Regions from separate parts of the Homo sapiens genome. Here region 2 is linked to region 1. The links are chromatin loops, found by intact Hi-C in ENCODE. Cell type or tissue: Panc1. All regions are shown on one strand. Each heading gives the region's core, and the rest is flanking DNA. Links, peaks and the distances in the headings are about the cores only. Region 1 overlaps TAF3 (TATA-box binding protein associated factor 3). Region 2 overlaps LOC101928272 (a long non-coding RNA gene).

Evidence for each region. Hi-C counts contacts between places; a loop is a spot of excess contacts. Peaks named below come from ENCODE experiments on the same cell type or tissue, not always from the same donor. Only the 100,000 strongest peaks of a DNase experiment are listed, where the experiment ranks them.
Region 2: a loop joins it to region 1, with 10 times the contacts of the local background. A loop is called at or near these places in 90 of 110 quality-filtered maps.

Annotation. Positions count from the first base shown.
Region 1 is chr10:7,868,634-7,876,633 of GRCh38, forward strand. The region is part of intron 2 of TAF3 (TATA-box binding protein associated factor 3); the gene reads left to right. Among named protein-coding and RNA genes, the nearest start is that of TAF3, 54 kb to the left of the region's middle. In Panc1, for the core only: CTCF peaks have their summits at 3,547 (motif pointing right) and 3,746; a DNase peak (open chromatin) is centred at 3,602; H3K4me3 peaks cover 459 bases; H3K27ac peaks cover 239 bases.
Region 2 is chr10:9,206,313-9,216,571 of GRCh38, forward strand. The region is part of intron 4 of LOC101928272 (a long non-coding RNA gene); the gene reads right to left. Among named protein-coding and RNA genes, the nearest start is that of LINC00709, 64 kb to the right of the region's middle. In Panc1, for the core only: CTCF peaks have their summits at 3,068 (motif pointing left), 3,277, 5,133 and 5,332; a DNase peak (open chromatin) is centred at 3,069; H3K27ac peaks cover 850 bases.

The sequences.
Region 1 (8,000 bases), core at 1-8,000:
AAATCTCATTTCCTCTTATGGAAAATATAGATCATAAATAGTACCCACATAACAGGGTAGTAGTGAAGATGAAGTGATCATCTATATAAAGATCCTAGTGCCATGTCTTTTGGCACCTAGAAAGTACCAAGTAAACAAGAACAGTAATACATTTAATATAATAATTATGATTTTGTTATCTGTTTTACTTATAAGGCAAGTATTCACATCACCATTTTTCAGATGAAAAACATACTTAGAGAACTCTAAATTTCCTAAGATCACAGAGCTAGGAAATGCAGTGGCAGGGTTTAAACTTATGAAGGTCTGACTCCAGAATTTATGCTTTTAATCATAACTCCATATTTTTTTCTAGCAAGGTCCTTCCAAGATTGGATCATTGGATTCATAATTAATTCAGAGTGTAAAACAATACATCGTAGAACAATTCCCTATTTTGCTTGTTAATCTAAAGATTTCACATTATATTCTACTTATTTTAAAAATAAAAAATATTCTAGAAGATAGTAACTTTAGAAAAATTTTAAAATGTAGATAAAAAATGTTTACAGATAAGATAAAAGAAAGATGTCACATATAATCCCATGAAGAATAATCCTTCCTGACTTCTACCGTGTGTGTGTGTGTCTGTGTGTGTGTGTCTGTGTGTGTGTGGAGTGGAGGCAGGAGTGTAGAGACGCACACACACATACACACACATAAATACATACGTACATAGATGTTGATTTCTTTTTCCAAAATGAGATCACACCATATATTCTGTGCTCTGATTTGGGTTTTCTCCCCAGCTTATTTTATTGTGAAGGTCTTTCCATGTCTGTTAACTTATCCTCATGGGAGCATAGTGTTGCATTACCTGTGTGTGCCATCATGAATTTACATAGTTCCCTGTTGTGACATTTAGATTGTGTAGAATTTTTCACTATTTTAACAGTGCTTTTATTAACATTCTTAATCACACACATCCATTTGCGTTTTCTCATAATTTCCTTAAGAGAAATTCCTGGAAGAACTGCTGTGTTGATTGTCACCTTTTTAAGCTTTTGATACATATTTCAGTTGCCCTCCAGAAAGGCTGTCCCAGCATGCACCCCTGCAGCAGCACGGACTGCCTCCTTCCCTGTGCCTGCATCTGCAGTGCATATTATCCTTTTTGATCTTTGGCAGACTGGTGAAAAATAGTTCTGTCTTGCATGCCTTTGATTACCAATGAATATATTTATGTTTATAAACTATTTGTACTTTTTCCATTATAAATTGCTCTTTAAAAATTCTTTGCCTCTTTTATCACGCCTGACCCCTGGGTTTTGGTTGGCCCAGAGATTACTGAACTACTTTCGACCCCAAGTTTTGCATATTTAAATTTATTTTTAGGGATTTCAGGTGAGCATCTTTAAAAAAATTAGATAATTAGGAGAAATGAAAACGGCTTGTATTAGTATACAAATAGTAATGTAGGTATTGGCATAAAACAAAACTTGCTTTAAGGACTCGCTCTAAAGACATGTCTTTCCCATTACATTACTGAATAGAGGTTTAACTTTGAACTCATTCTTATGAGTAGGGAATCATAAAACTCTGATCCCAAGTCCATCATTCCTTCTTCTTTGAGCATGAAATTCTCATCAGTCATTGGTTGTACTTTGGAACTACTGTATATTAGAAACCAATTCTCACTTTTCCGGGAGTATATTGTTTAAAAAACAAATTCAGATCCATCAGGATATGTTCTCTCCATTTTTACTTATAGTTAATTCTCTGCTGCTTTCCTAATTACTTTTGTTTCTTTTCTTCCAGTGGTCGGTTAGAATATAATTTATTTACGTGAGTGTTGCCTGATGGAAGATACTTTCTGGTGGTTCATTATAAAATACATTTTTTAATGTAAACTTCATTTTTCTATTGATTTCCATTGTACAATTGGAAACTGTAACTGTTAGTGAAAAATGGCGGTCTGTTGTTGAAGAGTTAGGATGGTAACTTGTTAAACTTCTACAGACTCCTGACTTGAGTTTTTAGGCCTTAACGAGCGGCAGAACTCGACACGCTTCTGAGTTCGCCTTCCTTCACTTCTTCTCTAAGTCCTTTCCTTGAGTGTCTTAACACTCATGCCTGCCCCCACTTAACATTTTTCCCTGACAGTCTCCTGCTGGGGCCATTTTGTTCTTGATCCCTTCTTCTGCCCTGCCACCCCCACTCCATATTTAAGATGCTAAAAGAATGTATTCTAAGCCTTACCTTTCTTGAAGCTCAGAGTTTCTTGTAATATGAAAAAAAATTGTTTCCTATAAAGCTATTAAGTTCTTATATTGCTTTCAGAAGTATAATTTTCATGACTTAGATTGTATGTATCTGTGATAGAAATTATTTTTGTATAAGGAAAGACAACGGAAAATTTTTAGTCTAGACATAACAGTTTATTTTTGCTAGAAATTAAAAATAGTAATACACTGTAGTCAGTCGTTTAATATACTTGTTCTTAAACTTTATTAGTTCACTTAAAAGTTTCCTATCATACAATATAAAATTCAAAGATTTTAAAATACATGTAGCTGGAAGTCTTGTTATTTCTTGTAAATCAGACTTGCATATGTGGTAGAATTTCTACTTCAAACAAAGGAAATATTAGTAATGATGGCTATTTCATTATTGAGATCTGTGTGCTAAGCATATATTAATTGTTCCTAAAACCAGATATTCTTACAGAAATATTTATTGGATTAAAGAAATATTTACTGGTTAAAATAAATAAATTGATAGTAAATTTTCTCTGAATCTAAATTGATGACAAATAACTGCTGCTTTTTTTTTTTTTTTTTTTTTTTTTGAGACGGAGTTTTGCTCTTGTTGCCCAGGCTAGAGTGCAATGGTGTGATCTCTGCTCATTGCAATCTCCGCCTCCCAGGTTCAAGTGATTCTGCTGCCTCAGCCTCACAAGTAGCTGGGATTATAGGCATGTGCCACCATGCCTGGCTAATTTTTGTATTTTTAGTAGAGACAGGTTTTCTCCATATTGGTCAGGCTGGTCTTGAACTCCCAACCTCAGGTGATCTGCCCACCTCAGCCTCCCAAAGTGCTGGAATTACAGGCGGGAGCCACCGCGCCAGGCCAACGATTGCTATTTTGACATGACATTATATGCATGACAGCCTGAGAAGTAAAAATTCATACATTTAATGAATTAGATTTTAATTTCTTTTACTAAATATGTGAATTTTAGATTAAGAAATATTGATTAACTATCCAAATATTTCTAATATTTGTTCATCACTTAAAATAAACATGATTTGTCTTTTAGCCAGATGATATATAGTGGGAAACCACGTTTCTGAAATTCACAGTTATTTCAAAACTATAAATTTAATCGGGACGCTTTTCACATGTCAAGTTAAATATTGATTTAGGTTTAAAGTGACACAAGTTGAATTTCATTATTTATATTAAAGAAAGTCAGCGAAATTTCCATAATTAAAGTTTGTTCTTCCTGGCATTCTTTTCTAATTTTTCTTTTTTTAACCTGCAAAGTTTCCAGTTTACCAGTAGAGGGCACTGTTGTAACATGGTAGAAGTGTTGGGTTGATTTTTTTTTTTTTTTTTTTTCTTTCTTTCCCAGTAGCTACCCGCTCCTCCGCCTTTGCAGTTTGGAAAGTGTTTTTTAAAAGCAATGTTCTCTGTGTAATTAAAATCAGTTCCCTGTATAATTAGCAATGGAGCCTTATTCTTTGTGGCAGAGTTTGTGGATGGCGTTATTATTTAAGTCTGTGTTCGTGTATAGCCAATGCCAGAACTGTTGCCTATTAAAATATAGGAAGTTATATTGCCGTTTATCAGCACTAAGCAATATTGTAGATGGAAATATATAAAATTACAGTATGTTTCATTTAGGTGCTCTGAGCAAATTACTCAATGGGGAACGTTTAAAACTCCTGGTTCTATCTTGAGAAATAGCAGAGTTAATGTGCCATAGTTATAATATCTTGCTTTCAGGTGCCCTGAATAATAATACAGGACAACTAATTCTTGCAGGGTTTTCAAAACTATATCTGCATTAGTGTACTGCTTAAGAAAGCCACTGATCTACTTAGCAAATTCTTTATATAATTTCTTTTTCACGCTGCCTTAAAATCATACAATTTTGATACAGATATCAAACTACTAAAATAGTATTAAAGCACAATTAAAGTTATTTCTTTCTTTCTTAAAAGACATATATGTTATATAAAATAACATTAAATGTGCATTCATTGCCTGGCTGCCTTGGGAAATATTTGGGGGCAGGGAGTTTAGAGAGAATCCAAGCCTGAATTTTGAGTTGTCAGAGGTGTAATTCATGAAGTTATAATTTATCCATAAATCCCAAAGTCTCTATAAGTAGTTTAAAAACAAACAGAAATCTTATTTCAAGACTAAATTATAGATTATTTGCTATACAATTTTTTGGAACTGAAAAAATTAAAAGTAATAATTTAATATGTTTATAATTAATTTCATTCTGTGCTTTAATATTTGTAAAATATTTGAGAATCTGGAATCTTAGGGTTTTTAAATCTTTAATCGATAGCCATATCAAATTAGGGAATTAGTATTTTCTTCAAGATTTTTTTTTTCTAACTTTATGAAATACTCTAGCTAAAAAGTTGGCTCTGTTGAAATTGTGTTTCTCTCTAACAGACCTATTTTAAAAGGTGGAAAACGGCTTTCATTGACTTACTTTGTATCCACAGACTTAGGAAAGCAGGTAATTTAATGTTTACTTAGTGATTTACTTTGACAATAAAAATGTAGGGTAAAATTTGAGAGATGAACGAGATGGTTGAGGAACCTGTCATGTAATTTTAGAAAAACATTTAGGAATATCTTTTATGCATTAGTCACTGCAGGTGCAAATTTAGAATAGTTTAGTAGAACTGGAACAAAATGTCATTTTCTAAATCTAAGTTTCTTTGGTGTTATGGATGTCCCCAAGGGAAGACATCCGAGTTCTCCCCCCCCCCCCGTCAAAAGGGGGTGTCGAATTTGAGGGGAGTCCCCCACTCCCTTGTCCTTAGGGTACGTCATAAAGCAGATGGGACCAGGTATTTTGAAGAATCAGCCAAATAACAGAAGGACATGACAGAGGCTGTCCTAGTTCCTTGATTAAAATGTGTAAGGTTGATTAGAGAAAAGAACTTAATGCTGTTTATAGATAGAAAACTGTTGCTTTCTCATTTCTTATTACCAAAGTGAGACTGAAACAAATGTTGATTCTGTTGGCACATTTGTATTGAGCACTTAGGTTCCCTGTATCATCTTGGTCATGATTACCGCTGTGTTTCCCCTCGAGAGGCCATTGCAGGTTTTAGTCTGGGCTATTTGTATTCAGCAAGGTCAAGATAAGTTTTATCGTTACAGATAAGTCAAGTGCATTAGGATCAATAGGTAATAGTAAGTGCATTGAAGATATTATTGCCAAGCTCTTAATGATTTTTTAAAGCTGTGAGCTTGTCATATAAAATATACCTCTTATTGTTTTATCTATCTGAATGGAGCTCAGGAGTCCAATTAATTTTGCGGACATTTCAAGAAAGAGTAAAGAAACTTAAGGGCAGATTAAAGCAATGTTTTTGGAAATCCTTAATTGCTCTGCATTTAAACTTGTACTGATGAAGTTTTAGAGGCTAATTATTTTTAAAGAAATGCAAAAGGACAGCTAGTAGACAGCATTTATAAATTACAAATATTACTTGAGTTTACTTGTTAAGACAATCATTTTTTGAAGTTATATATATCTTACCCCTGGGCTTTCCTGCATAAATCAGATTTCTGCTTCTTCAGGTGGGGAATAGTGTGGAAAAAAAGACCTTTTATACTTACCAAGGGATGATGGTGAGTATTTCATTATTTTAGAATTTCTGTTCTGGCCTAAATATATAAATAAGCTCTATAAGCTCTATATATTTAAAGCCAAAAATATCCTAAACATTTTCATGATTTTTTTTCTTTTTTACTGAAAGGAATAGTTTTTATGGATTATATTAATTAATATATTAAAAATATGGACTCTAACAGATATGTTTTGTCTTAGTTTTTTTTTTCAGTTAATTTTCTGTGGCCCAAAACATGACCACAACATTAGGTGAAATGTAGATTGCATTTCTTTTCTTTTCTAGGTGCAGATTACATGGAAAACTTTTTTCATCGATTTCTTAGCTGTATGTATCATGTAACTGTTCAAAACACATAAACTAAAGAAATTATGTATTGAGCTCGGGTTTTTTTCCTTCTTCAGTACAGCCATTTTAAAAAATCCTTTCTAAACTTTTTAGACTTCTAGTTTGGAATGTTGTGGTGCCTGCTTGCATTTGTGCTTCTTAATCCTTCAAAATGTGCTGTTTTTCTTTTGATACTCAATTATAGATAGCAGTTTGTAGGTTTTCCTTGTTTTAAGTGAAGCTTTCTTATCTTAGCTGATAATTGAAATAAGGAGACTGAAACCAATCTTCATATTGATTTTATGTATTCTTTATCAGTCACTATTTATATGGTAGTAAATAATCACCATTGCTGTCATAATTGTTCCTCCTCGATATTTTTTTTCTGTCTCCATACATTGTTTATTTATTTAACCATTTAAGTTGCAGGTAATATAAGCATGTGACATCCTTTCTGGAAATTGTAAACTTTTTTTTTAAAGTCCTATAAATGACGTTCTTTGAGCCTTTGGCTTATTAATCTTTATAATATTGGTCTACATTTCCACCTACTTAGCCATTTCTCTTTCTGGCTGAATAGTGATAATTTTTCCTCAACATTAGGTCAATTTATTTTATTGCTGGATTAGATTGATTGTGTTATAAGAAAGAGAAAACCAAGAGGTACAGAAGGATGTGTGGAAACCTCCACTGAAAACGGATGCTGTCCTTCCAGAGCCAGCGGGCACGAAGGGGTTGTTGGCCTCCAGTTGAAAAGTAGCATGAAAGAGAAGTTGACTGCCTCTTTTCAAAAGTTATCTTTGTGTGGTGGTCCTAATGCAATATTAAGAAAATTAGAGCTTTAAAAACCAGAACAATGGTCCTTTTAAAATATATCTAGTTTAGTGAATTTACCCCCCAAAGCCTCTGGTGTCTAATTACTCAAAAAGGAAAAGAAAGAGGAGAAATCTTTACTAGCAGAAAAATAAATTGCAAAAAGTGGCAAGTTTTTACTTTTATGGAAAACATTTTAATTCTGTTTTAATCCAGAAGGCAATAAAAGCAGCAAATTTTAAGAGTATTCATTTTTTTCTTGTACGACTAATTTTACCGACAGAAAATAATTGAACTCCAAACAAGTGATAGTAATCTTATATTACTATTAAACTTTTATTTTATTTATTTTTCTCTTTAAGTTTTTTTATCATACTATTAAACTTTTAAATTTATATTTATAAAAAGGAAGTTTGTTTTCCTCCTTTTTACTTATAATTTATCTTGTCTGTATAATAAAGGGAGACGCTTAATGACCAAAAGAACAAATCTGTACATAGATAAATTAATTTTGTGCGGTGTTTTATATTTTTCTTTTCTTTGTTCCCAAATAGTGATGAAATCGACTATTTTAGTAAGAGAAAGACTGGATTATTGTTTAGGGTTAATTTTCTGAAATATTGTGAAGCAGTTTTTAAATTTAACAAGATTAATTATTACCTGAAAGCAATACTTTAGCTTCACATTTAGAGGTCCTCGTATTTCAGACTGTGGGCCTGGTTTTCTCTAAAATTAATTAGGAACCCTTGTAAAGAGGTATTTTCAATGAAATGGGCCATAAGCAGGTATTTTAAAGTACATATTGTTTTCTAAAAGTTTTCTTGTTGGTTTTATAAGAATCGAATATGAAAGAACAACTTATTTATTGTAGCAGGAGTTCCTGTAATGCTGTTTTTGGAAATGAGTTTATTGTCCACATAGGAGAAAGAGGAGAGAGGCAGTCTTACCTATTCCTGTAGGTGAGCACCGTATACAGAATCACGGGGGTCAGTGGTT
Region 2 (10,259 bases), core at 1-8,000, 1.3 Mb after region 1:
GGTTCTGTCTGCACTGTCTTCTTCTGTGGGATGGTGGTGGTGTGTGTGAACAAGCGCAAAGTCCATATCCAGTGATACACTTTTAATATTCTATTCCTTAAATGACATATTTAATGCAACTGGCATTTATTGTCATGCATTAACAGGCAAACATATAAGTCGCGGGAAAACGCCATCCCATGCAAAATTTATATATATATACACACACACACACACACACACACACACACACACACACACACACACATATGTATATATATAAAGCATCATTTCCCAAATTGCAACATCAACATATAGCCCTACTCTGAGTTATGTGGTCCTAGAAGTCATGTGTCTTCTCATATATGTGTGTATGTGTGCTTGCCTAAACACACAAATTCAAAGTACTGTTCACTCTCATCATTACATTCTTAGCGAGTGTCAAGATTTAGAAAGAAATTATTGCTTATAGTGCTTCTAAAACATTGATATTTGTTTTCAATATCAAGATCAAATATCAATGTTTTAGAAGCATTAGAAGCAATCAATGTTTTAGAAGCATTAGAAGCAATGATTTCTTGAAATCTGAAATATCCTTTTGTGATCTAAGAAATTTAAAATTAAAAGTTACTTCTCAGGTATAAGGTCAACAGATAACGAGAAAAAATATTTAGGATCTCATTTTCCATTTTCCAAGATTTCAGATTAGGGTATTTCTTCAATCCTTTGAAGTCATAAACCTTTGACTAAATTTTCCCTAGAAAAATTGAAGCTGAAACTTAGGACTCTAAAAAATGAAAAGTTTTTAAATCATACATCAATATATACATTAAAAGGGAGATTGCTGATCCCCAAGGGGAGTGATTTTAGCTTGAATTATCTGTTTGATTTCATATATTAGACAGACTTTCATATATATGTCATATATATGAAATGTCATATGATAGTATTTCATGTGTATATGACAGTATTACAAATTCACCTTACTTTATGTAAACAAAGTTTAGTCCATACAACTTTAGTTTTCAAATAAATAGAAAATTAAAATATGCACCAAATACTTTGTCTCCATTTATATCTGGCTTTGTGATGAAAGTGAAGCAAGTTTTGAAAATTAGTATTTTTACTCAGTCAATTATCTAAGAGCACAAAGTAGATCTGCCTTGGTTGTTTCCAAGTGCTCCTGAATAAGGCCACACTTCTATGCAAGAATCTGCCAGTGTGATGGAAAGACAGAAGCAGTCCCTTCAGGTTCTTATTATTGTTGTTGTTGTTTCTTGAAACGGAGTTTTGCTCTTTCGCCCAGGCTGGAGTGAAGTGGTGCGATCTCAGCTGACTGCAACCTCTGCCCCCGGGTTCAAGTGATTCTCCTGCCTCAGCCTCCCGAGTAACTGAGACGGGGTTTTGCCATGTTGGCCAGGCTGGTCTTGAACTCCTGACCTCAGGCAACCCACCTGCCTCGGCCTCCCAAAATGCTAGGATTACAGGCGTGAGCTACAGTTGTCCAGCCTCCTTCTGGTTCTTAATCAGGAAACCCCAAATATACTTGACTGGTTTGTTGTCCCATAAGGTATGGACTTCTTGTGGGAAGTAAACAAAAAATAAATATTCAAAACCTGGCTTTATCTTGCCTAGTTTGTTTTTACAAATCCAAATATATCCATGTAAGGTATATGCAAAAATATCTCTTGATCTAGTGACAAAATCTGTGCATGCAAAATTAAAAGTGGCTTATATTAACAGAGAGAAAATTTTCCTTTTATATGCCTACTACTCATTGAATAATATATGTTTATTCAGCTAGTGTTTTGTGTTGTGAAGAATAAGAAAACTTAATTTGAAATTTGGTATTTAAAAACATTTTTTCCCGTGCTAGCTAAACTTAAACATACTATAATATGCTTCAAATTTTCATTCTAGTTTTGTTGTTGTTTCAAGTTTTGTTTTGCTATTCTGTGGTATTCTTAACCATTTCATCTTCCATCAGAGGGGTGTGAACATCATTTTCACAAGCAAATGAAAGATATATAAGAGGCCTAGTGCAAACTGTAACTTCCATAGATGTCAGCTAATTGTAAAAGTTAATTATTAAGTTTTGTTTACTAGAAAAGCATGACATGCTGCTTGCCAAAGTTTTTATATGTTAAAATAGTAATAAGGAGTTATAGATAAATGTGTTTCCTGAACTAAGGATAATTAAATTTATCAATTTTTTTTATTTCATATATTTACACAAATTTTCTCCCTCTTTATTTTACCTTAAAAATGTGATCATTTTACCCCACTCATGTTTCCCATCCATATAACTAAGCAAAGTTATTTGGCATTAAATCCTTCCTTCTCTGAACAGAAGTGATTCATTGTTCCAGATAATATCTAACACCTTCATAATTATCATTAATCTTTGAATTAATACAAATTTAGATATTTATATATTTTAACACCACACAAAATTCGTTGTAAAAACCTTTAGCTTCTTTAGTATACCTAAAATAATGTTTTCAAAGGTTTTTTCCTTACTGTAAGTTTAAAACCAATTCACTGTGGAAAACTAAACTGTCATCAGCTAATTGTCTCAACTACAAACATTTATTTGAAGTGTGTATACATGTCAGAATGTGTGTGTGTATAGCTTGTGAGAACAAGTGATTTAGACTATAAAATGCTGAAAAGAGTGAAGGCTATTCTTGCTATATGGTAGAAAGTGAATTCATAACAAGTATATTTTTGAGATGTTGGTCCTGTGCAAGCTTAACATCATTCAGCAGCGGAAAGGAATCTGGTGCCCTATTTGTACTTCCATCTCACCTCCTATTCACTTTCTTTGTAACCTTTTTTCTTCTTATGAACTTGGCATTCTATTGAACATCAGGTTCCCAAAGAGTAATAGCAAATAAGGAAGCTTTATGGGCTGCCTTAGCATCGGGTGCACCAGAAGACGACAGATCCCAAAGGAATGCGAGATGTGTGCTGGAGACTCACCCCAGCGTATTTACACTTTGATGGTCCTGAGAAACTTAGGACCCAAGGGTTGTGGCGCTAAATCTCATCAAAGGTACCATGCACATTTTAGAGACAAAAGCTGGCATTGCCATCCAGTGGCGACATCCGGTATTGCATGTTCAACCAAACCCCGTTTGTTTTGCTTGGACACCGTGTCCTACATAGAAAATAAAATACAATGACTTTGTTTATTTTCTCTTCTATCTTAACAATTCAATGTATGTAATAAGCAAGCAGAAGTAGTTGTTAAAGTATCTTTCATTTTAAGTTAGTTTTACTATTTCCCCTCTAGGTTTGGATGTAGCGTGTGTAGAATGAACAAATGTGTAGGCAAAATAAAAATTTACTAATATTTTTGAACGAAGATTTAAAGTACTTAAAATGGACTCCAAATGAGCAACTCTTTATAAGATCAGGGAATTTCTAGTGATTAAAAATCGCAATGGTTCGGCCCATTTATTTTAATAGCATTACTATTAACTCAAAGATGTATTGATATGGACTCACACCAAGGTTGTGATTATACCAACCTAAGCTCTCCAACTTAGAGTACCTGGTGCAGTTCACATGTGTGTGTTTAATAAACGCATGAACTAAGAAAGAAGAACATGGAGAGATTTTTCCTGTTGTCAGTTTGATGTTGAAGGGCACATTGTTTTTCTATTATGTTGCTGATTTCTGTATTTATTCCACATATATCAGAAACATTTCTCCCACCTTCTGGGTAAATTGCAATGGAGGTCTCACCCAGAACATTTAGGTTTGAATTGGTTAACAATTCAAGCAGCCCTACCTTTTCAGCACTTTTTATTTTTTAAAAAAAATAGCATTTTGTTTTTCCTTCAAACCTCACATCTTCCAAGCCCTTCAAAGAGCTGTACTGATGAATGCATGTTTCTAATAGACTTCAAGAGGGTTATCCTGGACGCCTGGTATAAGTTCAGGGGTCCCCTCCCCCTTTATTTACCTGTTATGTGTCATTAGCTCCTGCTTTTTTTTAATGTTACAAACTCTGTGTACTTTTTGTAGGCATTGGTTTTCAATGCTGCGTTGCCATTTGGTTTTCATTCATAGGAGAAGTTTAAAAGGAGAAATGAGATCTTACATGAAAGATTGTGCTCAGCACTTTTTATTTGGCAGGGGAAAATATGAGTGGAGTTATTTCACCTAAGACATAGAATTATTTTGTTACGTGAAAGACATTATTTATATTTTCTTATGTTAATACAAATATATAACGCATTCAAGGTAATCCACAAAGCTAAAATGAAAATCCAGTTATCTGAGATTTGTTTCCTTGGCATACGTACTAACCAGTCTATAGGGGGCCTTTGGCACATAAATGTTCATTTACTTTGAGCTTAGTGGCATCAGCCATTTTTAACAAACCATAAACTGCTAACAAGCTTCAACATAAAGAAGAAACATATAAAGACAATATGGATAAGATATGTAAATAGTAACACCCTGACTTACAATGACTTTTTTATTTGAAATAACTTTTATTAAGCAGAGTGAACTGAATGGATCATTTTCATGTATATTCACCCATTAAAATAATTTAAATATTTTCTTTAAAAAGAAAAAAATTGGTATTTGTTACCTTTCTGTTTTTCTGCTATATATTTTCTTAATATGTAAGCAAATGTTTTCTTTCAGAAAAGTTGGAATTCATCCAAATTACAACAACAAAAAAATATGCACACAATTAAGTATTCTTAGAAGTGCTATCCAGTGCCCACTTTCTTCTTGTTTGGAGTACATGTGTTTATATTCCACTCTTCAGGCCTTGAGCCTGCATACTGGGCTGTCTTTGTGTGGCAATATGGTTAGTTCATTTAATAAATTAATCATTTTGTTACTAATATTATTTTAAAATGCACACGTACCGTTCATATTTCTGTTCTGATCTCAATTACTGTTTGGAGTACTTGAGTTTATAAAGTGAAACACTGCTGTCATTATAGGATCAGTTTTTGAGAGTTTTGTGATGGCTTTGTCATTGGACATGCAAAAGACCCAAAGTGACAATACAAAGTAAGAAAGAATGGGAAGACTTGTTAAGAGAGAGCATGGCACTGGATCTCAGTTGTCCCTTGCTAGGAATTATTGTCATATACTCAGTGCTGACAACTATAGGTTGGAATTTTGCAGTGCAGTTGCCTTAAATTTTAACCGTGGAAATAAGCCATTTTCATACCCTTCCCATTGAAAACTGTTGTAAGGCTTGGTATCCTGAAAATCTGCATCTAGGAGATAGTCTAGTACGCTCCTGGTCACTTGGTAGTCCTCTAGGTTATCAGATTGACAGATCACAGAAAGAAGGGTGAATATAGTATAACAAGGTATTTTGAGAGAGAGAACTTTTATTCACCTAATTTTTATTAAAGTATATTGTTATATTTGTTCTATTTTATTATTAGATATTGTTGTTAATCTCTTGCTGTGCCTAATTAATAAATTAAACTTTATCGTAAGTATGTATGTATAGAAAAAACGTGGTATATATAGGGTTCAACGTTGTTTTGGGCATCCACTGGGGTCCATGAAACGTAGCCCCCGTGGATAAAGGGGGGGCTACTGCACACTTAAATATGGACTACTGTTATTCCCTCTGCAAATACTTCTTGGAAAGTTATTAAATGAAGATAATGTGGAGTCCTGTACAAAAATCAGTCAACTTAATAATACTCCAAAGACATTAGGCTTTTTAATTACTGGTAGAAAAGCTGTTGTATAAGTCTCACTTTGTATTTCAACTTGAAGCAGCTTCCTAGGATTCCATACCAAGATCTTCCCCTTTACCTGTCTATATTTTACACTGAGCTTGAAGAGATAGTTTAAGATTGGCTGTAGGAGAAAAAGCCAGAATACAATGGTGCATTTATAAGAACCTAATACCTGGGCAATGTGTTATGATGTTTAACTATTTAAAAAGAAAGACTTTATACTGGGAAATTAAGTCATAAAGATGCCACCATTCCCATCCATTGACTCCACATACCGCTACCCTCCAATGCCAAAGTCCACAGAATTTGGCCATCAAATATCTATATATAGTTTTGATGAAGTTAGGAGATTTACCTAAATTTATGTAATGTTTTATGCTTGTAAATTTGATCTAAATAGAAAAAGTAAAGTAAACCATTAAAAACCTCAATGGACAGTTGATGCAAAATATGGAAAAATAAGAATATCAATGGATGCAATCCAGTATGAAAACAGGCCTCATTAAAAGCGAAACATTCTGTCCTCCTCCTTTACAACACACTTACAAGATTTCCAAAATCGCATTTAGATGGTAGTTTTAAAAATGTATGAAACTGAATCAAAGTAAAAAATGTTTCACAGTGACAAAAATATACAAAGCAAAAGTTGCTGCTAAAACCAAAATAGATTACTTCTAGTTTTAAATATATATATTTTTGACAAAATTATGTTTTAAAAAAATCTTTTACAATCTATAAATAATAATTCTGCTAAATTTACTGAATGTGAACAGGTAATAAATAAGAATAATGGTAACTATGAATAGAAGAAAATACTTTCCCTACTGTATATACCTGACTTCAAGAAATTTATCTCTCTGCTGTCATTCTCTTAGGCCAGATGCTAGTTTGGAAAAAGGAAAATAATATCATAATATTTTTTGGCATTACACCCTAATTAAAAGGGCAGTTGGCAAAATTTTGTTGCATATATAACTTGATTTCTAGAGCTACAGTGTTTGAAAACATCATCTGGGCTAGGGATGCAGGGCAGCTAATAAGACTATCTCAAACAATATGTCACTAATCCAGAAACTGTAATTTCCTATCAAAACGAGGCATTTTCCTTATATGTAATGTGAATATTCTTCCCTAAAAGCATAGAGTGTGTAGTGTAGGAGAAGAAACTTAATTTTTGGAGGAACTCCAAAGGCTTGCTTTTTATCTGATGTTGATAAAGAATGGAAAATATCAAAGCATAACAGTGATTTAATTTTTTAAAACACCCACACTAATTCTCTTCCCATGAATTCTCAGTACTTTCAAACAAGCAACGTTTTAATACAGAAGCAATTAATTTCTGTATTCCTCGATTTGTATGACATTTACTAGAGCAAAATCCTCAGGATACCTGAGCTTTAACATGAGCAATAGACCTCAAAAATGACACAGGAAGATGCCATAAGTGCCTGTATCTTACATAGGAAATGGTGGCACCCTTATGGCTATCTTAATATGACCGACTTCCCTAATGGTATCAGACAGGCTTCAATCAGGAAACAGATTCTATCCAGTAAATTCAATAGAGAATGTGTAAAATACAATTTTTTTAACTGTAACAGAGGATTGGAATCATAGCTTGGGATACCAAGAAGTATAGGTAATTCTAAAGAATATAGAATAGCAGATTCTATTCCAAACGCTGAGAGAACACACCCAAGGTAAGAAAAAATCTGGAAAAGGACCCTGCCCCTCCAGGGCTGAGATCCAGACCTCACTGGAGAGGGCATGGCAGTGGCCCTGGGGATGCGGAGTTGCTGAGGTGCCATGCCAGCAGTAGTCACTGAGAAACTGCCCTCTTGAGTGTCAGAGGGACGTCACTAATGGAGAGATGCCCACACAAGTCCCACTTGGAATTTGTTACCGGAAATGGCACATTGGGAAACCTCCCTCTTGGTGTCAGGGAATGTCCTGCACCACCAGCTGCCACACACTGCAGGAGCCTACTGAGAGCGAGCACAGGCTGGCCCAGGATGATGAACCCATTCCTCTGCTAGGTTCCCGCCACACCACCAGCTGCCACACACTGCAGGAGCCTACTGAGAGTGAGCACAGGCTGGACCCAAGAGGAAGAACCCATTCCTCTCCTAGGTTCCCACGAGTGCCTTCTGCCAACGAAGCTTAATGGCATGCCAACTGTCCAAGGAGAAAGGATGAGAAGCCACAAGCAGGACAATACAGGTTTCCTTGGAGCCAAGAGGCAATAGATTGGTAACTGCCATACTCCCCTCACCTAATGTTTTAAAAATGCCATCAGTTAATTTTGTTCTGAATCTCTGAGGTGGTACCACCACATTACAAAAGCAAATTGCACTGTGCATTCATTCTAAATGCCAGGATTATTTGTGGTTGTTTGTTGTATTCATTATGAATACAGGTTCAGTTCCCCTTATTCAAAATGCTTGGGACCAGAAGAGTTTCAGATTTTGAAATGTTTGGATTTTGGAATATCTGCAATATATTTACCAGTTGAGCTCTCAGATCTGAAAATCCGAAATCCAAAATGCTCCAGTGTGAGCATTTCTCTGGAGTATCATGTCCATGCTCAAGAGGTTTTGGATTTTGGAGCATTTCAGATTTTCAGATTTTGGAAACCCAGTCGGTACAGCACATGGAAGAGAGAGCTAAATTATACACTCACCCTTTCCTATAGGCTGTAACAGTAGATATTACTACTTTCAGGGCATAAGGCAACCCAGTTATAGACCACGTTTCCCAGACTCGCTGGCAGGCAGGTGAGGCCAAGTGACTCAGTGCTGGCCAAGAGGATGCGCGAGCAGGCAGGATGTGGAACTCCCAAGTCTTGTCCTTTAAGGAAGTAACGTGGCTTTTGTTAATACTTATTTTTTTCCTTATCTTGCTGGCTGCAAAGTGCACCTTGTAATAAACTGTGTGGACCATGCAAAGAAAGTGATATTCTAGAGAGGTAGAGTAAGACAGAAGAAGCCCGGCCCTTAAGAACTTCAGCAGGGCAGAGCTCCCACATCAGCTCACATCTGTGTGTGAGAGAGAGAGGGAAAGAAACTTCTATTTTATTTAAGCTGCTATTATTTGGGGGCTTTGCAATCATATTATTTTGCTTCTCATATCTCGGTACCATACTGTTGTTGACTAGAAAGTTAGCAAATGTGTTAAATAGAAAGAAGCACAGACCTATTAGTGAAAAACTTTCTTTCTTTCTTTCTCTTCTTTCCTTTCTTCCTTCCTGCCTGCCTTCTTCTTTCTTTCTTTCTCTCTCTCTTTCCCTCTCTCTTTCTCTCTCTCTTTCCCTCTCTTTCTCTCTCTTTCTCTCTCTCTCTTTCCCTCTCTCTTTCTCTATCTCTCTTTCTCCCTTCCTTCCTTCCTTTCTTTTTTGATGGAGTTTCACTCTTGTTACCCAGGCTGGAATACAATGGGATGATCTTGACTCACTGCAACTTTTGCCTCCCGAGTTCAAGCAATTCTCCTGCCTCAGTCTCCCAAGTAGCTGGGAGTACAGGCTCCTGCCACCATGACCAGCTAATTTTTTTGTGTGTTTTCAGTAGAGACGGGGTTTCACCATGTTGGCCAGGCTGGTCTTGAACTCATGACCTCAGATGATTCACCCGCCTCAGCCTCTCAAAGTGCTGGGGTTACAGATGTGAGCCACCATGCCCAGCCACAGTGAAAAATTTTCATCTGGAAACTTCCTTAGACATGAAAAAAACACAAAGATTTTACACAAAAGTGGAAAACAACAATTCCCTTGAAAGTTTAGAACTTGTTATATTCATAATTATACGTTTATTTTCAGAAAAATATTTTCTCAATGCTTGAAATGTAATAACAATAATCAGTCTTATGTCTCAGCAAAGTATTTCATTATGTTGTCATTTTTGAAGGCCGCTTCTCTGATTCTAATGCCTTATTAGAATATATGCTTTAGAAGAGATAGGGTTCTAAATCATATGTTGATTAGGTTAAGGCCACACGGGCACCAGTGTGTGCTCCAGCGTTGGTTTTCCTCATTCATCCAGACAAACCTAGATGTCACTGATACTGAGTGTTTCTGCCCAGTTGCCCGGTCAAGAATAAATAACCAAGTGTCCCAAGTGCTGGGCTTGCCATTGGCTGACAATCCTCTGTCTAGTAATTGCACTCAGCTAAAGAGAGCTGCTTTGCTCAAGGATGCATCCTGCCTTCGTATTCAATGACAGATTGATGAGGGTATAAAGACGCAAGTCCCTGGATTCAACGTGTGACCACTTTGAAGGGCCACCCAGCTCTGGAGCTATCTGGGGTATGAGGTCTTCCTTGTGACTGTATCACATCCAGCCTCATTCCCTGAACAGTTTTGCTTCCTTCCCTTCTCCTACAGATGTGAGTCCCAAGAGCACTTCCTAATAAACTCCCACTTGCTCATTTTCATCTCATGCTTACCTCGCTGAGATCCTGGCCTGCATACTGGGCTAATCAGATGATAGAGCAGACGCAAGCTATTCCTCTGGCCAAATTTCAGTCCTCCCCCAAGTGCTAGCACCATTCATTTAA